Regions from separate parts of the Homo sapiens genome. Here region 1 is linked to region 2. Evidence: chromatin contacts called from ENCODE Hi-C data. All regions are on one chromosome and are shown on one strand. Each heading gives the region's core, a stretch centred on a gene start or an enhancer-like site at or near the end of the contact. The rest is flanking DNA. Distances are from core to core; before and after follow the strand shown. Region 1 has its middle 15 kb from the start of CEMIP2. Region 2 overlaps TRPM3 (transient receptor potential cation channel subfamily M member 3).

Region 1 (2,772 bases), core at 98-2,597, 1.2 Mb after region 2:
ATGATGGCTCATGCCTGTAATCCTAACACTTTGGAAGGCCGAGGCAGGTCGCCCGAAGTTCAAAACCAGCCTGCCTGTGCAACATGGTGAAACCCCATCTCTACAAAAAATACGAGAATTTGCTTCACGTGGTGGCACACGCCTGTGGTCCCAGTTACTCAGGAGGCTGAAGTGGGAGGATCCCTTGACCCTGGGAAGTTGAGGCTACAGTAAGCCATGATAGTGCCACCGCACTCCAGCCTGGGTGACAGAGCAAGACCCTGTCTCAAAAAACAAAACAAACAAATAGATCACAATATCTATCATTTGATAACTTATTATGTGCCAACCACTGTGAAAAACTAAAGTCTCATTGGAAAATGACTACTATCTTCCAATATTTGAAGATGCTAGAGTCTAAAAAGCCCAAGTTCAAATCCTGACTCAACCATCTACTCATTGTTTGACTCTGGACAAATTTCCCAAATCCTCTGTGCTTCAGTTTTGCCACATGCAAATTGATAAAATGGGAATAAATAATTCCACAAGGTGACAAGAATGTAGCCAAAAATCTTCCACAAGGCCCAGTATATTTTTGGCAACACATTTCCTTCTTTCCCTATAATAATCACACACTATAAGGAGCTGTATCTGATTGTTGGAATTCACCAAAGATTAAATGTCTTGTTTTATGAGCTTGCTTCCTTGTAAAGGTAGCTTCATGAGCTTCACATCCCTGGATGTGTTTATGAAGAGATTGGACAGGTATATGCAAATAGCAACACTTATAGAATGCTTGCTATGAGCTAGGCACTGCTGTGTGTGTTTTACAGATAGATATTCATCCTGCCAATCCACACATTTTACAAATGAGGAAACTAAAAGCGACTAAGTAATTTGTGTAAGATTATATAGCCAGTAGGTGCCAGGAATGTGAACCAAGGGTGTCTTTGCTCTTAACCACTTCACCAACTGCATATAAGCAATAGTGACAAGGACATTCCACTATTTGTTGGGTGGGTGCTGGTGCCAATGACATCCCTTCCAGCACAGAGATCCATGGGCCCATAATCTCAGTACAGTGTGAACAGCTAAAGGGATTCAACTGTGACAGACTGAAAAACCAATGTAAAACAGGAGGCAAGAGATGCCCACACCTGGAGTGGCCAAAGGAGCAGAATGTTCCAAGCCTGGACAGCATATCACTGAGAGATGGAGATGCTCAGGCTGGGAAAAGCACTGGCGTGAGGAGGCGGGGCAGCCAGCCAGACATGTTTCCTACAGCTAGGCCCTAGGTGTCACCAGTGTGACAGGGCCACCAGTCATCCCTCCATTCTTTTGTACTTTCATTTACACATTTCATTTCGTGACAGGAAATAACACTGTCAGCAGCACAGTTGCTCACGGCATGTGCTGCAGGGGAGCTGACGCACGGAGGGTGGAAAGGGTGGAGGTGGGACAACGGGTGTTTGTGCCAGCATGTCATATACCGTCCTGACCTGCTGCATGCTCTTCCTTGCCCCGGGGCAGGTCTGGCAGCTGCTTACACAAGGCTCAAGTTGTTTGGAGTGGGGGAGGGAGAGGGGACCCACATCACCTATTTGCAGCTTTGCTTTTAAAAGTCGGTATCACCGATTTAGATTTGGGGTTTGGATTTTGAGGGGAACAAGAGGATTATTAGGTCCTAATATGACTTTTCTTCTCTTGCTCCCCTCTGCCTTCGGAAGTATCTAGATGTAATATCTCGTGCTAACCACAAGTTGAGAGTGGTAAAGTCATTCTGCTGGAGAAAATAGTAAAAATAATACTGACTTCCATGTTCATATTCAGTTTGTTTCTAGGAAAGACAAACATCAGTGGCGTTTAAATAAAAGATTTTTCAGCTGGGTGCAGTGGCACATGCCTGTAATCCCAGCTACTCGGGAGGCTGAGGCACAAGAATCACTAGAACCTGGCAGGTGGAGGTTGCAGTGAGCCAAGATCACACCACTGCACTGCAGCCTGGGTGACAGAGCGAGACTCTGTCTCAAAAATAAATAAATAAATAAGTAAAATATTTTTGTATGATTAGCCCATGTTATATATACTCAACCTTAGTCAAACTTTGTATTGACACCCTCTCCACCCTGCCACCACAGATTATTTGCTGGTCAAAAGAGGAAAATAGTTACAGGCCAGAGCAAGGAAGGGAACTGTTTCAGACCACGAGAGACTTAAAATGCACAATAATCAAGTACAACATGTAGTCTTTGACTGGATCTTTATCTGAGTGGATCAATGGAAGACACATTTGGGATCAAATGAAGAAATTTCAATATGGACAAGGAATCAGGTGCTTTAAGGAATTATTGTTAATCTTGTTAGCTATTGTCTTAGTTCATTTTGGGTTGCTATAAAAGAATACCCGAGGCTGGGTAATTTATTAAGAAAAGAGGTTTATTTGGCTCATGTTTCTAGAGGCTGTACAAGAAGCATGGCATTGAGCATCTGCTTCTGGTGGGGACCTCAGGCAGTTTTCATTCACGGTGGAAGGTGACAGGGAGCAAGAGAGAGGGAAGGAAGGTGCCAGGCTCTTTTTAGAAATCATATCTCAGAGGAACTAATAGAGGGAAAAGTCACTCATTGCCACCGTGAGGGCGGCAGAAAGCCCTTCATGAGAGATCTACCCCCATGATCCAAAATTGAGGATCAAATTTCAACATGAGATTTGGAGGGGACAAGTATCCAAACTATATTAGGAATATTAATGATGTTATATAAAGAAAAGAAATTTTAATCCACATAATTGTTTAG
Region 2 (2,700 bases), core at 1-2,500:
ACATTAGCTGAGTCATGATTGGTATTTTTATTTCTGTAATTGATAGACTTTGAGCTTCTCAGGAACTATGTTTTATTCCCCTTTGTTTTGCAATCACTAAGAATAGCGCTTACTCTACAAACATGTATTCAGTGGTTATAATATGCTGAATACAGGGTATATTGGGAATTAGAGAGATGCTTCCTGTTCTTAAAGAACTTGTAATTTGGTAGAGACATAGAAAGGGTACAAAGCTTTGCATTATTGTGTGATATGAGCTTGGATGGGGTTTCTGAGGAAGCACTCACATTTGAACTGTGATAGTCCCTCTAGCCTGGCCATACAGAGCAGTCTGGTAGTCAGGACCAGCCTGAGGAACATTATCTAGTTTCTACAGCAGTAACGGCAATATCCGTGAATTAGATGATCCTTGTTACCATGATGATGATGGTAAAAATGAATAGTTAAGAAATAGCCTTCATTTGGTAATATCAGCAAAGAAAGAGCATTATATGCAGCAGTTAATGCAAAATGTTGTTCTATAATGGTTTCTAATGATGTCCTTGTTCTGGGTAGTTACCAACCTAAAAAGTGCTATGACTCAAGCTTACAGATGTCTACCACTGATGAAGATGAACTGGTGCCTTAAAACCCTGATAAGCAGCAGATTCCAGGATGGGGAATAAATTATCTGGAATGTCATATAGCACCAACCAGTATCTGGAGATTTATGTTCCCAGAGAAATGCCCCCGGGACATGCACCCAAGATGGCACATGGGTGGATGTTTAGGAAACGTAGGCTGGTGACTTCCCCTGGGCCTCCTCCTTCCTTGCTTTTGGGACCTGACATTTGGGTGGCTTTTCTCTCAGTCCTTTTGCAAGAGGCAAATGCATGGTCAGTACCACCTCCATACCAAGTGGCATGTTGTCACCTCCCTCTTTCATGGTGACAGTCAGTACAGAGTCCTTCTAGTGGATATTGACTGGTTCCAACTGCCCAGTGTATATTTCCCCATCCTAGTTTCCTTTTGTGGAACCACCCCTTGTCCAGTCTCAGTCCATGAAGTACGGGTGAAATGAACTTCAATGCCAAATCTAGGAGAAGGTTAATCAGTGTATTTTATTCCCTGATTGCAGTGATCGGTTCAGGGATGGACATGTGACCCACACCTGATCAATCAGCTCAATAAGCATCAGCCTTGGAACTTTTGTTGAAACTAGTATAAAAGAGAAGTTCTCTTTTCACAATACAACGTAAGGCTACCAAGTAGAGAAGGCCTGCCCAAGAGTGACTCTATCACAGAGAACAGAAACTGATTCCTGGCTCAGCCATGCCTAAAACCAGCCTTCTATAGTCATAAAAACCATGCGATTCTTTTTCTTAAGTCGATTTCAATTGGGTTTCTGTTACTTGTAATTAGTCTTGACTGATACAATTACCCCCACCTCTAGCCCTTGTCCACAAGCCAGTAATAAGAGATGTTCATATTTTGGGCACCTCATTGCTGAGAGACTGCATTTGGAGTCTTGGAATGGCATGGAAAGATTGGAAGGAGCAATGCGGGATGTAAAACCTGATCTGATACCAAGGTTGAATTATTGCCAGGAGCCAGAGGCCATGCTGCTCCCCTTCTTCCCCAAAGTATAAAGTAAAGGGCCTATACTGATAAAGCTCGAATTTTGTCCAAGTGGGATCTTTGACTCAGAAACTAATGACACAGATTAGACCTATTATCAAACCTGTAGGATTAATGCAGCTGGGAAACTTTGGCCAAGCACCTGGCCAAAGTTAAAGTGAAGAAAACTTATTCTAGAAGCTGGTCATAGCTTAAGATTAAGTCGTAGGGCCTCAAAGTCACGTGCAGGTACAGAATGGGAAGGCTACATCTATGCAGCAGTGGCAAATTAGAAGGGATCAAACATTTGGAGATTCAGATTCTCTATGGTTTACTTATGGGGGTCACATTGACACATCACATGGCAGAAGCCTGGAAATGCTATTTGTGTTAACTATGCATTAATAAGTAGAAATAGATGATTGGGCTCTGGAACAAATTAACAGGTTGTTCAGGTAGAATTCTGCCAAAGTACATGGATGATAGTAAGAAAGCCCTCCCTATAGATGTTGTGGGGGGTTTTGGAGCACAGCCTTCCAATGGTTGAAATGTTTTTCATACATAAACTTTTATAATAACAAGTCAATGACATCCCTTGCTGGAATATAAGCCTCACAGGGCAAGATTTTTGTCTCTCTTGTTCACTAAACAGCCTCTAGAACACTACCTGGCACATAGTAGGTGCTCAATAAACAATGGCTGAATGCCTGCAGACATGGATGTCACACACTGCACATGTGACCTGCAATGTCAGGCCACATTCTGTGAGTTACAGCTCCTCTATTTCACTGGGTGTCTATTTTCCTGTTTATGTCAAGACCTCAACAAGTATCATCATGACCTGTCAATATAGGGTGGCTCCTGTGAGAGCAAAAAACTGACAGAGGGAAAAAATAGATTTTTTGGTTTTTGGTTTTTGGTAATTGCCAAGGTTAAAGCAATAGGTCTGGTCTTTGACAAAAGCTATAGAAAATCTCCCTCTAGATGCTGTTGTGTAAATCTCCATGGCAAACCAACAATACCCCATCTTGCATCCATGACAGACGTTGCCAATTAATCTTGATGTTTTTTCCCTCTGAGCCAAGATGTGACCTTGGAAACCTT

What was found. A loop is a pair of places that touch in the nucleus more often than their neighbours do. Pooled maps may share reads with other maps.
Region 1: a pooled map shows a loop between it and region 2 (6-fold over the local background). The contact joins two enhancer-like sites. A Hi-C loop is called at or near these places in 6 of 37 single-sample maps with no recorded cell type and 11 of 50 pooled maps.

The regions. Positions count from the first base shown.
Region 1 is chr9:71,781,969-71,784,740 of GRCh38, forward strand. No RefSeq gene overlaps it. Among named protein-coding and RNA genes, the nearest start is that of CEMIP2, 15 kb to the left of the region's middle. Within about 2 kb of position 1,348, at least 12 of the 41 ENCODE cell types and tissues checked have a DNase peak (open chromatin) inside an H3K27ac peak, as active enhancers do.
Region 2 is chr9:70,556,926-70,559,625 of GRCh38, forward strand. The region is part of intron 22 of TRPM3 (transient receptor potential cation channel subfamily M member 3); the gene reads right to left. Among named protein-coding and RNA genes, the nearest start is that of KLF9, 140 kb to the left of the region's middle. Within about 2 kb of position 1,251, at least 2 of the 41 ENCODE cell types and tissues checked have a DNase peak (open chromatin) inside an H3K27ac peak, as active enhancers do.